Linked DNA regions of Mus musculus: region 2 is linked to region 1. The links are chromatin loops, found by intact Hi-C in ENCODE. Cell type or tissue: heart. All regions are shown on one strand.

Region 1 (8,000 bases):
TGTGTGTTCACAGGCTAAACTTTATTTTTCCAAAATTTATATATTGCAGCCCTAAGCCTAGTCCTTCCAAATGGGGCAGTGTTGCTTCAAATGGTTATTACAGGGGGCGGGGGGGGGGGGGTTCAACTAATTTGTATCATTTAGAATGCAATCTGAGTGGAATTAGACTAGAAATAGTAGTTAGTAATTACAAACTCAAATACAGGTATGAAAATGTAATAATGAAGCCCCTTATTTTATACAATTTATATACTAATAAGAATTACAAACTAAATGTGAAAGCCAGAAAACTGATTTATCTTACAGAGGCTCTTATACCTATGGTTGGAAGGCAGGAAAACAAAACAAAACAAAAACAACAACCAAACCAAACCAAACCAAACAGAAAACAAAACTCAAAAGATTAAGGTGAAGAAAGAGGGAGGAAATGATCTAAATCAAAATAAGTCTGCAAAGACAATGTTGAAAAAAAATGCGTTTCTGATAGTGTGGGATGAAGGTTTCAATCCTGAGTCCCAAGTTTCAAGATTCTAGGTTTCATGGTCCTTTGACTTTGTAGAAATGACCTATCTACTTACTAAGAGGCCAACAGCCCCTCATTGCCTGAAGACCCTAAATGGTGTTTTCTCCCCAAATCACCTTGTCTACTCACCAAGATCTGCCCTTTCTAACTTGCTGATCACAAAGCTAATGGTTATGATTGTTCTTGGTGGTGTGCTGGGGTTGGATGACAAGGAAAGAACATGGCCTCTGTTAGCATTTTGTCTAGGCTCCGCCCCACATTACCTGCCAACAGTCAGGTGTGCCTGACTCATTGTAAAAGGGGCAGCTTGGCTCTTCTTCTGTCTTTCTGGCCTTCTTGCTCTGTTCTCTCGCCCCTTTTCCCTTTCTTCCCATTCCCTTCCCCTCTCTCTTCATGTTCTCACGGCCAGCTTCTACTTCTCTATTCTCTCTCTGCCTTTCTCTGTCTCTACTACCCTCTCAACTTCCCTCCCCATGCTCTGAATAAACCCTATTCTATACTGTACTGTCGTGTGGATGGTCCATCAGGGGGAAGGGATGGCTCAGCTTGGGCCTGCAGAGGCAACCCCTTCCCCTACATCTGACTGCTCATCCATCAAACATCTCTCTCTCTCTCTCTTTAATAAAACACAACAGCCTCAAAGAATCTTTGTTTCTTAACTAAAAGATGAAATAAAAGGAGGAGGACATGATGACGACTACTAAAGTATGGAGACAGTTTCTACTGTAGATATGAGGGAGAAAGCAGGCAGGGGGAGAGTCAAGGCGGGACACAGTCAGCTGACCAAGAGATGCTGCCTGGGCCAGGAGGCCAAGAGAATTGTAGCCAAAATGGCTGAGTTACATTATATAGTGTTCAGGCTTGGGGTGGGAAGTGGAAGCCCAGCCCTTAGGAGAAAGGCTTTCAGGTAGCAGCATGCACTTTTATATGTTAAATATGTACTTTACTTAGTAAATTGTCCTGGGTTTCTTTGAGTCCTAACAGTTCCCACATTCCAGCAGAAATCTGCCAGTGGGTGGGTTGTGAAGTTAAAGGGTGAAGGAGGGCTTGAAGGACCCTCTCTTAGGAATAGGATAGTTATAAATAAAATAAAGTGTTTCACATACAAGTGTTTCATCTTTTCTCATAACCTGATGTTTCCCTAACTGAATAAATATGCAACTGCATCTTTTTTGTTACTTGTTTTATTTTTTGAGACAAGGGCTTGTGGTGTAACCTCAAGTTGGCCTTGAATTTCTGATCTTCCTGCTTCAGCCTCTCCAATTCTGGAATGATAGACATGTGCCATGATGCCAGACCACCATCTAGAATAAATTTAAGATGTTGTATCTCAGAAAGTGGCTCACGCTACCCCATCTGACACTGAGTCTGTGTTAAGGTTGTTTTCCATGCCTCTGGAGCAAGCCCACTTGCCCAATAGTTGAGCTGTAATGCTTACTTACTCAGTGTTTCCATGTTTGGGTGACAGCTTTGTTCTTTCTGTCTAGAATCTCTCCACATGTTTACTCCAGTGGAACAAAAACAAAGTGTTAATTCTTGTTGCTTTTGCTAAAGCCAGCCCTGAAAGCACAACAGCTTCAAGAAGTCTTACTTATTCAAAACATGCAAGCGTTTGTTTGGTTTTCTTTTGCTTGTTTTCTTGAGACAGGGTCTCATACTGCTTTGTAGGTCAGACTAGCTTTAAACTCAAAGCGATCCCCTTGCCTTAACCTCTGAGTGGCAGGGATTTTTTTTTTTTAATATAAAACCATTGTGTTGGCTTGAGAACTGTTGAATGCCTTTCAGTGCTGTCCTGTATAGTCTTACTATAGGGAACACATACACATATAAGTAAAAGTTAATTTTATTAAGGTAAAATATTATTGCTCTTCTCCTCTCAATTTTAGAAAATGAAATATCGTATACGACAATCAAGTGTGGCTGGTTTTTGAAAAAATATCAGTACATACAAGGAGTCATCAAAATTTTTATTTGAGATAGGGTCTCACTGTGCAAGTTAGTTCTTGAACTCATCATTCTCCTCCCTCAGCCTTTCCAGTGCTGAGAATATAGGTGACATCATATAGTGACATCATGCTTGGCTTGAACTTTTGAGGATACCAAGATAGGAAAAGAAGTATAAACAATCAGTTACATAGTGGACATCAGCAGAATTAAGTCTTAGCAATAGATGAATTGGGTATAACTAGTATCCAGTGGGTTATGGCACTAATTTATAGCCAGTGCAAAATATGAGCATTTTCTTCATTTTATCATAGCCAGGTTTCTCTTCTGATATAACTGAGGTTCTAGTGATCTCTCATGTAAGAGTCACGGTGAAATTCAGGGAAACTGAGGACCAGTCTAAGAATTCTCCAGACTGGGGCAGTGAGTTTGAGAAAAGAAGAAAAGATGTTGTCTTAGTCAGGGTTTCTATTCCTGGACAAAACATCATGACCAAGAAGCAAGTTGGGGAGGAAAGGGTTACACTTCCACACTGCTGTTCATCACTGAAAGAAGTCAGGACTAGAACTCAAGCAGGTCAGGGAGCAGGAGCTGATGCAGAGGCCATGAAGGGATGTTCTTTACTGGCTTGCCTCCCCTGGCTTGCTCAGCCTGCTCTCTTATAGAACCCAAGACTACCAGCCCAGAGATGGTCCCACCCATAAGGTGACCTCCCTCCTTGATCACTAATTGAGAAAATGCCTTACAGCTGGATCTCATGGAGGCATTTCCCCAACTGAAGCTCCTTTCTCTGTGATAACTCCAGCCTGTGTCAAGTTGACACAAAACTAGCCAGTACAGATGTATACACAGATTCTTGGTGAAACAAGAAGAGAACAAAGACGTAAGAGCAGAAATGCATGACAGAGACTCCCTCCATCTTGGGTCCAGCTAGGGAAACTCTTTAAGCCTGGCAGGATGTTGTTAAGTGGTCCTTTGGCTTTGCTGAGTACCTGCATTTCTGTAGTACTGGAGAGCACTTCTCAGTGGTCAGAGCAAAGAAGACAAAGTCCGGACCCCAGCATAAAATTCAGGAGGAAAGAAGCACCATGAAATGCCTAGAACACCAAAGAGCATGGAAGACTGTGGCCAGTGGGTGGTCAACTCTGATGACGGGAGCTCTCCTTTGAGAAAATTTACAAAATGATTGGCTCAGGAAAATTTTGCAAGTTAATATTTCCTGAACTCTTGGAAAATCCTCCCCTCCTCTCTCTTTTTAAAAAGCAGCTATGTTCCAGAGGTGTTAGGTGCTCATTTCCTGACTGGAGATGGAGCTCAGCTGTAGATTGCTTGCTTAGCATAAACAAGGCTCTGAGTTTAGTTCCCAATGTTGCATAAAAAGACCCAGCACTCTTGAGGGGGAGTCAGGGAGATCTCAGATTCAAGGTCACCTTTACCCAATGCTGAGTTTCAGACCAGCTGGGTTACAGAATGTGAAGAAACGTGAATTTCCTTCTCCTTACTCTCTTATGTCCCCTTATCTTCTCCCCTTAGAAATGTGTATTTGTTTTTTGGAGTGTCTTACTAGTCATTCATATGCCTTCATATTACTTCTCATTTGAATCTGATCATCTACCCTATGGGAAGTTTATTATAAATTAAATATAAAGTTTTATATAAGTCAATTGACACAAAAATAAATGTTCCTATAATTTAAAAGAGTAAATAGGTGCTGGGGAGATGGGCTTATCATTAAGAGCACTTGCTGTTCTTATAGAAGGTCATCTACAATCAACTGAATCAACTAGAAGTAACTACAGTACCGGGGGGCTCTGACACCTATTTCTATCTATCCTCCTTGGGCATCTGATAACACATATCAGAGAGAGAGAGAGAGACAGACAGAGACAGAGACAGACAGAGAGAGACAGAGAGAAACAGAGAGATCAATTATTTTGGTGGGGTTCATGCTAATTTTTATATTCACACTAGGGGGCACTGTGTAGTTATTAAGGCCCTTAGTGTGTTTGCTGTTTTATACTAATGTTGAATTCGAAACTCCTTTATGTCAGTATTTTACTTTCTGTGATAACAGTAGGATATGAAAATGTGTGTTTTTTTCTTCTATAACAGAAAACCAAACCAAACCTAACCAGAATTAAAACAGTGCCTGCTGTTAGGAGAAATGTACATTTGCAAGAGTATGGATTTCTCTTGGCTGTTTTTTTTTCTTTTTTGGTTATAAATTCACATTAGTTGATACAGCCAATATACAAACCACAGTTGTAGCAACCGGAGGAAGAAACAGGATATGACCCCTTCTGTAAGATGCTCATAATATCCCCAAGGAGGCTGGTTAAAATTCCATCTCTCTGCAGCTTAGTCAGAACCCGCTCTTCCGCTCCTGTTTTGGAATGGTTAGAGCCGAGGCTGAAAAGTTACAGAACAACAGCTTCGTGGCTAGATGTCACGTGTTTCTTCATAGAACAAGTTCTCCGGGATCGCCTTGTGACCTGCCCCAGTGCTGCTCAGCCCTTGACCGCAGTCTTGCTGGGGCCCAATCTCTGTTGGGCTGAGGAGGATTCGGGTTCCAAGTCTCCTGCTGTCCAGCTTTGTCATCAAATCAGCCACAAGGCTTTGTCCAGGATCACGGCATACCATAGAAAATGTAAACTATGAATTAGGGAGATTTGAGTTCTCCTATAGACAAATTTAACCTAGCATTGAAACTGCTTTCAAGATTATTTAAGCTATACCTCAAAATATTCTTAAACTTAATTTTATTTGTATACACACTTCATTCAATTATGTTACTTAATATTTTAGAAATGATGTGTCCTCGTTAATTTTCATGTATAATATTTATTAAAAACACATATTGTCTATAGGCTTGCTGCTTATATGGTTGTTATTTGTGACCTTGACCCAAGGTCCGTTCGCTCTGCACTGAAGACCAGATTTACCAGGGGCTTGCACCTGACTGCAGAGTTTGCAAATCCTGGGGCTGTCTTGGGCAAAGCATTTGATTCTCCCAGCTCCGTCCTGATGAGAGTAATAATACCTTCAACATGGTCACTTCACACAGATTAAATGCACGAAAGTGACAAAGTTGGCAAAGTATCTAAAGGACTGTTCTGTGCTCCCATTGCGTCTAATTTCATACCATCAACACACGAGAGCTGCAATAAAAGTTGTGTAGTTAAATGTTCTAAGATCACCCTGAGGCGGAAACACATTTCTTGCATAATGGTGTCAACAGAAAAGTGTATTTACTATTCAGAATGCAAAATAAATTCAAATGATTTTCAATAAATGTTGCATGCTAGAATGTTTTTTTTTTAACTTAAACAATAAGTAGTGTTGGGATTTGAACTTAGGACCACGTGTGTGCTCAGCATGTACTCTACCACTGACCTGGATACCAGGTTCCCAGAAGAGCATTTTGATTCATTTTGTGAATGGTTTGAACAAAAGGAATAAACCAAATAACAGAAGTATGACCTATATTTTCTCAGTGCTTCAAATGCATGTTGCTTAACAAACCACTTTGTGAAGTCCAGTCATTTTCGAGGACTATAGGGAGGTTCCTCAGAAGAGTAAAGAAATAATTGCTGTAACCCAGCAACCCTACTTCTGCGCCTATTTCCAAAGGATTTGAAATCAGTTTGTTGAAGAGATGCCTGATCACCCAAATTAACTATAACACCACACACAACAGCCCAGCCATGGATCCAACCCAAGCGTCATTATGGTTTATATAACAGGATACTCTTTTGCCATCAAAAAGTAGAGAAGTCTTTATTCATCCATAAAGAGAGAAATTATGTCATTTGTTAGAAAATGGATGAATCTGGAGATCAACATATTAAGCAAAGTTGAAGCCAAACTCAGAGAGACAAATATTGCTTGTTTTCTCTTACTTTTTTGGAACATACACACACACACACACACACACACACACACACACACACACACACACACACATTTACTTGTTTTTATTGTGTGAGGGGGTGTTCATATGTCATAGTATTCACATGGGTGGTCAGAGGACAACTTGTGGGACTAAACTCTCTCCTTCCACTGTGTAGATCCTTGGGATAGAATTCAGGTCGCCAGGCTAGGCAGCGAGTGCCTCCGCCTGCTGAACCATCTCAGCAGACCTGGATCCTAGACGTTATGTAGTGTTTATAGTCTCACTGCACTCCCTGTTCAATCTCTTTGCTTCATGCTTTCACTTGAAGATGTAAGATCTCTGCTTCCTCCTCCTGCTGCCATGTTTCCCCACCGCGATGGGCTCTGTTTATCCCACCCTCACCCAGCCCCGATGTCTCTGGCCTGGGTTACTAACTCACTAACCTACGGGTTGACTTAACAGTTGTAACTTAACACTATCAGGGGTGGTTTCTTCTGAGTGTGGGCTGCTGTTCTCTTTCTAATAAATACAGAAGCTAATGTTTTTTCCATGCTAAGCAGACAAAGATCCCCTTTGAGACGTGTAGTCTGAACACCAAACACAGGACCCATTATCTCTGAAACAGTAAGGGCCACATTCAGTCTCTAGAAATGGCTGGGGATCCACTCACATTCAGAAGCATAGAATTTTCACGCATCCATAACGTGATGCCAAACTGAGTTTTGACTGGTGACGCGTGCACCTTATGCTGCGATGCGTACAGGGTTGCACACTGATGGCCGCGCACGGCGCAGAAGCCCACTTCAGACTGCCCGCCAGGAATTCAGTATTGTTTACAAACAAACAGAACCCAAGGACTTCACATTAAAACAGAAGGGGTTCCCAGACATACTGAACGTTGTGTGTGCTTGTGAAGAAATAAGATTATACTTCTTATATATTCTGGATATACTGTTGCATTCAGAATCAGAGATTAAAAACAGACAAAAGAAAACAAAACAAAATTGGGGATTGCCCTGAACTGGTTTATGCACAAGGAGGTGTGGAGCTGAAGATCTGAGCTTATGCATAAGTGGTAGATATGAAGTTAGGGTTCCCCAGACAGACAGACAAAGGAGTAAGCTGATCTCTTAGAAGGACAATATCCAAGCAAGGGTACAATTTTAGGCAAATTTGTAGCTTCTGCTGTATCCCACAGAGGAATGGTAGAGATCACCTCCTAGAGGGGAAGGTATCCAAGGTCCAGGCAAGAGGCTGGGCTTTGAAGATTTGGTCATGGGCAAGATCTCCCCAGGGTTTTCAAACCTTCAGATAGTTTAAGTCATGTGCAGGTGGTAGCGTGGCTCTCGCGACTGAGCATAGGCTTCTAAAGACACAGAAGGAGAAAAGGCTGAGGCTGGGTATGGTGGGTACCAAAAAGTAGCAGCAGGGATCCAGGTCCAGAACAAAAATGATTTGCTACAGGGATTACTGGTTAATTCTGATAAATCCTTGTTCAAACTTTCTCCCTCCCTCCCTCTCTCCCTCCCTCTCTCCCTCCTTCCCTCCCTCCCTCCCTCCCTCCCTCCCTCCCTCCCTCCCTCCCTCCCTCCCTCCCTCTTTTCCATCAGGCTAGGAATACACTAGAAGGTTCAAGTGATC
Region 2 (8,000 bases), 89 kb after region 1:
TCTGAATACCCAAGATATAATTCGTAGACCACATGAAGTTCAAGAAGAAGGAAGACCAAAGTGTGGGTGCTTCAGTGCTTCTTAGAAGGGGGAACAAAATAATCACAGGAGGAAATATGGAGACAAAGTATGGAGCAGAGACTGAAGGAAAGGCCATCTAGAGATGGCCTCATTACTCAGTTTGGCGCAAGCTGAAGCCATTTGCATGATGTGCTGTTCATTTGGAAGGATCTTACAGCCTTACGTCTCAGTTCATTTCCGTGGCAGACCCTGCTTCCTATGAGATTTCCAACTACATCAGTCACCCCTATCAGAGATCCAGGTTGTAGTACAAACCCATGGGGCCTGGGATTTAAAAAATAAAGTACACCCGGGTTTGAGGATCTGTTTCCCATTGTGACAATTAGCCATTGGTATAGTGATTTATTTTTCTCAACCGTCCATCGAACAAACCATTACTAGGTACCTGTTATTAGCCAGGACATTTCATGGGCCCTTGGGACTCAGTGCTTGGAGTTTACAACCTAGTTGGGATGATGGCTAGATGATAAAGGAGTGAGTAAACACATGTGTGCCAAAAGGTGCTAGTGCGAGCAGTGTGTAGGATGCGGTGTGAACACAGGCAACCTTCCATAGGTTTGCACTAAAGGAAGGCAGAAATGTGCTATTGCAGTTTAGGGTGAGTGGGGATTACAGGGATTGAGCGAGGGTTGTTTCTAAAGAGCCTCTAGTGCTCTTTCTACAGAAAATGAGGGTGCAGGTCAAAGAGGGAGTAATTGAAGCAGCACTGTTGCTGAGATGGAGAGAGTGAAGACATTACAGCTCAGTTGGAAGGCTCAGACAGAGGAGGGATGGGAGAGAACCAGGACAGAAGTTCAGAAAGTCTGTAGATTTGATGGTTAAGATACTGGCTGGTTGGTTCTGTTTCCTTAGTGACAAAAGACAGGTCTTCTCCTGAGACATGGGGACAATGGGCAGATGCTTGCTTGAAGAAAGTGGAAAAGGTTCAAGCCAGACCTTTTAGAGAGATGAAGAGTGAGGAAGGTGCAGATAGATGGGTGGACTGCCTTCAGCTGACGGGCCCTTTTGAGACTGTTGCCCACGGCCTGTGGGTGTAGCTCAGTGGGTCAGAGCTTGCTTCGCATGTGCAGAGTCCAGGATGTGCTGTGCTCCTATACTTGCAAGCCTAGCCCTCACTTGGCAGGTAGATGCAAGAGGTTCAGAAGTTCAAGGCCAGCCTGCCTCAAAAGTAAGAAAAATTATTAAAATGGAAAAAGAAAAGTGATCTTAACTAGAAGGGACTTTTTTTTTTGGTTTTGCTTTTCTTGTAGAAAATGCCTCTTTTATTATTTTTTTCTACTCATTTTAAAAATGATTATAGCATTGCCCTTATCCCTCTGCTTATTTATGTTTAATTTTTAAAGTATAGAACACCTCCATTCGTTGCCTTTTGAAGGCACTGCCCCCTTTCTCCGTCACTCTGACTGTCTAGAGATTGGTGGAGAGTAATGTTTAAGATTCATTTCGGAGATTCCATTTGTTTACTGAGCTTTTTTTTTCCTGGCCTGTCTAACGGATGAAGAATATTTCTTGGCAACACTAACAAACTAAAAAAAAAAAAAAAAGAGAGAGAGAGATTTATTTTCAAACAACTGCTTTCCTTCCAGATAATAGCAAATTACATAAAACATTTCTAGGTCAACCAAGGCAACTGAGAAATTTTGATTTTGACCATGGCTGAGACAATTTGCTGTGGAGATGGCCGCAGGCACACAGAGGCTCCCTAAGCCAGTTGGGGGCTGTAATTGATTTCATATGTGCTCTGAGTAATTCCGCAGATAAATGTCCCAGAGGTAGGGTTGCTGGGGAGTGCCTTGGCTGTTTCTAATAAAACCTTTTCTTAAAATCCCAAGGCTTTCTCCCCTATAGATGCACATAATTAAAGGATTTGAATGAGATGTATTCATGTTTGTTAATGACTTTCTACCTCTCTCTAATTACGACAGGAACACATAGCCTTAACTAAAAGTACAGACGTAACCAAGAGCCCAGCAACTACTGGATATTCACATACATACATCTCTCTAGCTGAGATCAGATAGGCTTGTAAAGTCACTTTTATGTGTTACCATGAGCTTTTTATTCATGTTTACAGTTTTCAAAGTATACATCCAATAGTCTTTTAACATTATATAGTAACCCACCCCCCAGTTTTCCATGCTATCTCTAGATTCCTAGAGGTAAGGCTGTTGGGGCCACCACGGGGCTTGGGCAGTCAGGAATTGGGAGGCAGGTCATAGAGCTGGTTGACACCATACTCCGCTGTACCTTTTAAACAGCAGCTCCACGCAAAACTCATTTTAAGCTAAGCTTTTGCATCAAATGATTTTCTCTAAGAGAAATATCACTATGTGCAGCTCAGGCTGGCGTTGATCTTGCTGTGTAGTCCAAGTTGGCCTTGAAGTTCTGATCCTCCCTAAATAAAACTTTTGGAGAAGTGTTCTCATGCATAGATACTTTTGCAGTCACCATTAATGGCTGTTTAACCATGTTGTATTTCTTGCCTGTTTTTCATTTCTATAGCTGAAATAAAGTTATGGGCAGCTTTGCACACACAGAGCTGGATCCTGATCTATAATGCTTTGACTTAGGGGTTTTCAATTTAATTTTAGTGACATGAAAGCTGTATGCATTCGTTGGGAGCTGTCCTTTCTCGTTCAGTTTTGCTTGTATTGTGGACTAGTGTTATCTGGTGCAGTGTGTGCTCCTGTTGCTGGACAGTCATAGTGAGTCTTAGCTCCTAGTTGAATACCATGTTCATGAGGGTAACTGTCGATACTGTGTTGTCTGTGTGTGTGTGTGTGTGTGTGTGTGCAAGTCTGTTCATGCACATGTGTGTGTGCAGGCCAGAAACTAACATCAGTGTCTTTCTCTATTGCCCTTCACCTTTTATTTTAAGACAGGGTCTCTCATTGAACCTGGAGATCATCATTTTGGCTTGACTACTTGGCCTACCAATCTCCAGGATCCATTTGTCTCTGTTCCATGCCCCAACCCAGGGCTGTGTTATAGACATGTGCTGATATTCACGTCTAGTTTTTACTTGAGGGTAGAGGATCTGAATTCATGACCTCATGCTGTCACGGGAAATACTTTCCTCCCTGAATGTCCTCTCCAGTCTCATTTTACTTATTTATATATTTTGGATATCATATTTTGTGGTTGTATTTTCACATTTGAAAAATATTCATCCACATAATGTGCCTATTTGTGTGATAAATGCATTTTTGACTTCCAGTATTTTCAAGTTATAATGAGCTTATCAGAACAGAACTATATTGTAACAAGGAACATTTGTGTGTGAGTCCCTCTGTGTGTAATTCATGTATATACTGGAGGATTTACAAAGCTACGGAATTCCTGGGCCAAGAAACTGATACTATTAAATTATGCTGCAGAAATAGGAAAGGGTGGTTAGTTCTGCAGTGCAAATCCCTCACAGCAGTGTGGAAACTGACATGCCTGCAGAGCACAGATGGTGTTCCTCGGTTGTCTTCTGTACAACGGTTGAGAAGTATCACACTGCAGCTGTCTTAATAGCCCCTATCTGTCATGAGAGGCTAAATTCTAGCCATGTGCTTACCAGAGCTTCTTTCTTACACAGATTGTCTATTTCCTTAAGTATTGTTCCTCATGCCTGCTTCCCTGCATCCACTGCCTGCTTCTGTGGGGGTTACCTCTCCTGGAGAGCTTGCCAGGTAGACCCCCAGATACACCGATGTGCTTTGTATATGGAGAGAAATGGCCTTGGGCTTCATTGATGAATATTATTATAGCTTATAGTTAAGGTCTTGACCTAATACCATGTAACATGTTTCATGATGTCTAATTTATCAGTTCCTTGTTTTATGACTCCTTCTTTGGTCTTTAAACTTGGAGAAAAAAAAAAAACTTCCTATGTTCTTAAACATCAAACTATCTGGTCAACAATTTTCCTGAGAAAACATTTGGCATTAATTCACTATAATTAATTAAAAATTGTTGTTTTAAATATTAATAAAGCAAATATTTAATTATTGTATTAAATATTTTATTTTAATTAATTTAAAATTGGATATTTTATTTTGATCTTACAATAGTTATGTGTACATGAGCTGCTTTTCAATCACTGAGTTTATAGCTCCATTTGGGTTCTTACTGAATAAGGAAACAAAGATATTTATATTGAGATCCCACTGTCTCTATAAATTGTGGTTTTATGTTGCAATCATGCAGGTATATAAATTGTATGTTGCCTATTTTATTTGAAGGATTTCTCAGTAGGAGAAACATTACCAGAAAATAACTCATGGTTTGTTTTTGCTTCACCAGTGTGCACGTCATTTCCCCTTTCTCCTTCCCTTCTTGTTTCACTCCCAGACTAGAACTTTCAGGGTCATGTTGCATAGAAACACTGATTATGGTTCTTACCATGTTTCTGTCTTTACAGAAAATACATTGATTTCTTGCCTTTCAGGGTGATTTCCTAAGCTTTCAGTAGGTCCAAGCTTGTTAAGGAAGTTCACCCTTATTTTTCTCTACTAAGAATCCTTTAAGATCATGAATCCTTTTTGAATAATAGAAAATCCCAATTCTTCCATCTTTGAGATGTTTCTTTCTTTCCTTTTTTAATTTGTTAAACATGAATTGTGTTTTCTGATGTGAGCTCATAGAAACATGGATTCAATAAATTAGTTATTTGACGTATTGACAGATTTAATTGCTGTAATATTTTATTCAAGTACTTTTGCTTTAAACTAAGACTGATTTCTTCTCCTTCTTGGAGTGGTTTGTGCGCCTTTAAAAAGTCAAGGCTAAGTAAGCAGCCCCAACGAGTTGGTGCACATTCCTTATTCCCCTGTTCTTTGAAAAGTAAGGTTTGATATGTTTAGTCTGCAAGACCAGCTGGCTCTAGGGCTGCATATGTTTGCATATGTGTATCACAATAGCTAAGTATTCACAAGTTGTCTGCAGAAGTAGACAAATATTTCTTCCTATCTCCCCAAGCTCATGAAACTCCTCCAGCCAATAGCTGGGGCCGCAGCTTTCCTTGAGTTTCGGCTTCTGTGGTTTGTTTTAGCCAAACGAATACAGCTGTAATTGTGTTGTGCTCACTGTGGACCCTAAAAGACAGAAGAACTTCTGTTCTCTTGTGATCAGCTGTCGTGTAAAAAAAAAGCAAAAACAAAAACAAACAAACCTCATAGTAGATTATCAAATGTGTAAATGTGGTGGAAAGACAAAATAGAGAGAAAAAGGGACAGGGGAGGCTCAACCAGTCCCCAGACCATCCAGTTTCCTCACATGAAATGCCAGGTACGTAGTCAAAGCCACCTTGGAGCCCCCAGCTCCAGCCTGGCTGCTTCGTCAGCAGCACTTGAAGTAGAAATAGTTCATTATGAATTATCTGAATTTCAGAACCATAAGAAGCAATAAATGATTTCATACTGAATTTCCATATGTCCTAGGTCTGTTCTGGTCTTTGGTATTATTTATCTTTTCTGCCTACATCACCAACATTCTTAATATTATTTCATTGAGTCTTCAAACCTGGTTCATAAAATTTTCTTGCTCATTTTTACCATCAAAAAGGACAAAATCTATTTTCTCTCTTCACGATTCACACACACACACACACACACACACACACACACACACACACACCCACCCCTATATGTGTGTGTGTATCATGATACATATATATATATGTGTGTGTGTGTGTATCATGATACATATATATATATGTGTGTGTATCATGATATATATATGTGTGTGTGTATCATGATATATATATGTGTGTGTGTATACATATACATATACACATACATATACATATACATTTACATATACATATATATGCATATGCATATATATATGCTAGTCAGTTTTCTAAACTCCCCAGAAGGCAGATTAGAATTATATTGAACCTATGGATTCTTTTGTGAAGAATATTTGCAAGATTATCTTCATAACATAAACCATAATTGACCTTAATTTTGTTGTTGTCTTTTTGAGACAGTCTGACATGGCTGCTGAATCTGTCCTGGAAATTGCCATGTGACCCAACTTGCCTTGAACACTAAGCAATCCTTCTGCCTTATCCTCTCAAAGAGTGGGATTGCAGGGATAAGCCATCACATCTGGCTATAATTGGTCCGATCATATTTTTTAAAATATTATTTATTATCAAACTTATTTCACTTATTTTACTCATTCATTGTTCATTCAGAGAGCATTTCTTGTTAAGCTGAGATTTGAAACCCATTGTAAGCAAGTAGATGGGACATTTAAAAATTTGTATTTTTCTTTACTTGTTTATTTAATTTTCTGTGTAAGCACATGTGTGCATTCCACAGCCTTCACATGGAGATCAGAGGACAAGTTCCAGGGGTCTGTTTTCCTCCCCCACTCTGTGGGACCAGAGGACAAAACCCAGGTTGTCAGACTGGGAGGTAAAAGCCATCTCACCAGCCAGCCCAAGTGTACAGGGCCTTACAGAATGTTTTGTATATGAACCCTATTGCTTGCTATTATTTTCTTTCAGCTCTATGCCATACTTTTCCTTTCTTTCTGAGATGCTTGGAACTTTACCAAATGAATTAGTGTCAGGGTTCTATCTTTTCTTTTTTCTGTTTTTTTTACTGTTGTTGTTTTGTTTTGTTTTTTGTTTTGTTTTTTGAGACAGGGTTTCTCCGTGCAGCCCTGGCTATCCTAAACTCACTCTGTAGACCAGGCTGGCCTCGAACTCAGAAATCCGCCTGCCTCTGCCTTCCAAGTGCTAGGATTAAAGGCATGCGCCACCACTGCCTGGCTAAATTCTTTTCATTGGAAAAAAATATATACCATCTGTTCCTTCTCTCTCTCTCTCTCTCTCTCTCTCTCTCTCTCTCTCTCTCTCTCTCGTATGTGTGTGTATTTATTTAGTGTGTCTGTATGTGTGCACGCCACACCAGAGTGTGTGTGTCAGAGGAGAACTTGCAAGCAGCAGCTCTCTGCATTTGTCCTATGGGTTGCCGGGCTTGAGCTCAGGTTCTCAGGCTTTGAGGTAAGACACCTTGTACCTATAGAATCATCTTGCAGGCCCGTGGCAGGGTTCTTATGATGTCATCTTGCTTGCTCCCTGGAAGGCCTGTTCTCCAGTTGACCTTCCTTGGGAGGAGCCTTTGGACAAAGCAGCTATGCGCAGCTGGAGCTCTCTTGATGACCTTCCTCAGCATTGGGCAGCAGGTCTTTCTTGTGTTGCTCCATCCATCACAGTTGGGTTCTGAGACGCTTGGGAAATTCGCTCTCCTGGCCTCGCTCCATAGGGTGGAAGAGGGAGTTGGTTCTCTATAGTGTCTGCTGCTTTGCATTGTTCCAAAAACTCTGGGTTTTTCTGGGCCACAGCCTTTCCTCTTTTTCCTAATGGGTGTTTATTTAACTTGCTTTAAAGTCACTGGAGTAGTTTGGCTTCCAGCTTTGATGTAAAGAGTGACTAGTAGCCCCTCAGCATGTCGCTGTTCACACGTGAGGGACAGAGCAAGGGGCCCCATTTGCAGCCTGGGAGAAAGGCTCAAGGAAGTGGCTTTTTGTGTTCTAGTGAAACTTTCTGCACCACTGCCCACCTTCTCCACTTCTATAAAGTTTGGAGATTTGTAGATCTGCCTGCAGTGCCAATTGTAAACTTACCTCAGGTAATCAAACCTGAAATCAGCACACTGTTGGCTGCCATTTCTGTGTGTGCAGAAGATAACTCTCAGCTGATTTTACTGGGTAATTCTCACAACTACATTTATGCATTCCGGTATCCCCCCCCCCCCCCCGCACGCACGTGTGCGTGTGCGTGTGCGTGTGCGCGTGTGTGTGTTGAGCAAGAGAATGCTGTGGGTTGTGCTTAGAGGTCAGAGGACATCTTTGGGGGGGGGTCAGTTATTTCCTTCTACCACAGGGTCCCAAGAATTAAACTCAGGTTATCAGGTTTG

What was found. Hi-C counts contacts between places; a loop is a spot of excess contacts. Peaks named below come from ENCODE experiments on the same cell type or tissue, not always from the same donor. Only the 100,000 strongest peaks of a DNase experiment are listed, where the experiment ranks them.
Region 2: a loop joins it to region 1, with 2.0 times the contacts of the local background. A loop is called at or near these places in 2 of 42 quality-filtered maps.

The regions. Positions count from the first base shown.
Region 1 is chr4:58,746,154-58,754,153 of GRCm38, reverse strand. No RefSeq gene overlaps it. Among named protein-coding and RNA genes, the nearest start is that of Olfr267, 36 kb to the left of the region's middle. In heart, a CTCF peak has its summit at 4,442 (motif pointing right); a DNase peak (open chromatin) is centred at 4,903.
Region 2 is chr4:58,657,626-58,665,625 of GRCm38, reverse strand. No RefSeq gene overlaps it. Among named protein-coding and RNA genes, the nearest start is that of Lpar1, 110 kb to the right of the region's middle. In heart, no CTCF peak of the experiment used is centred here; a DNase peak (open chromatin) is centred at 3,645.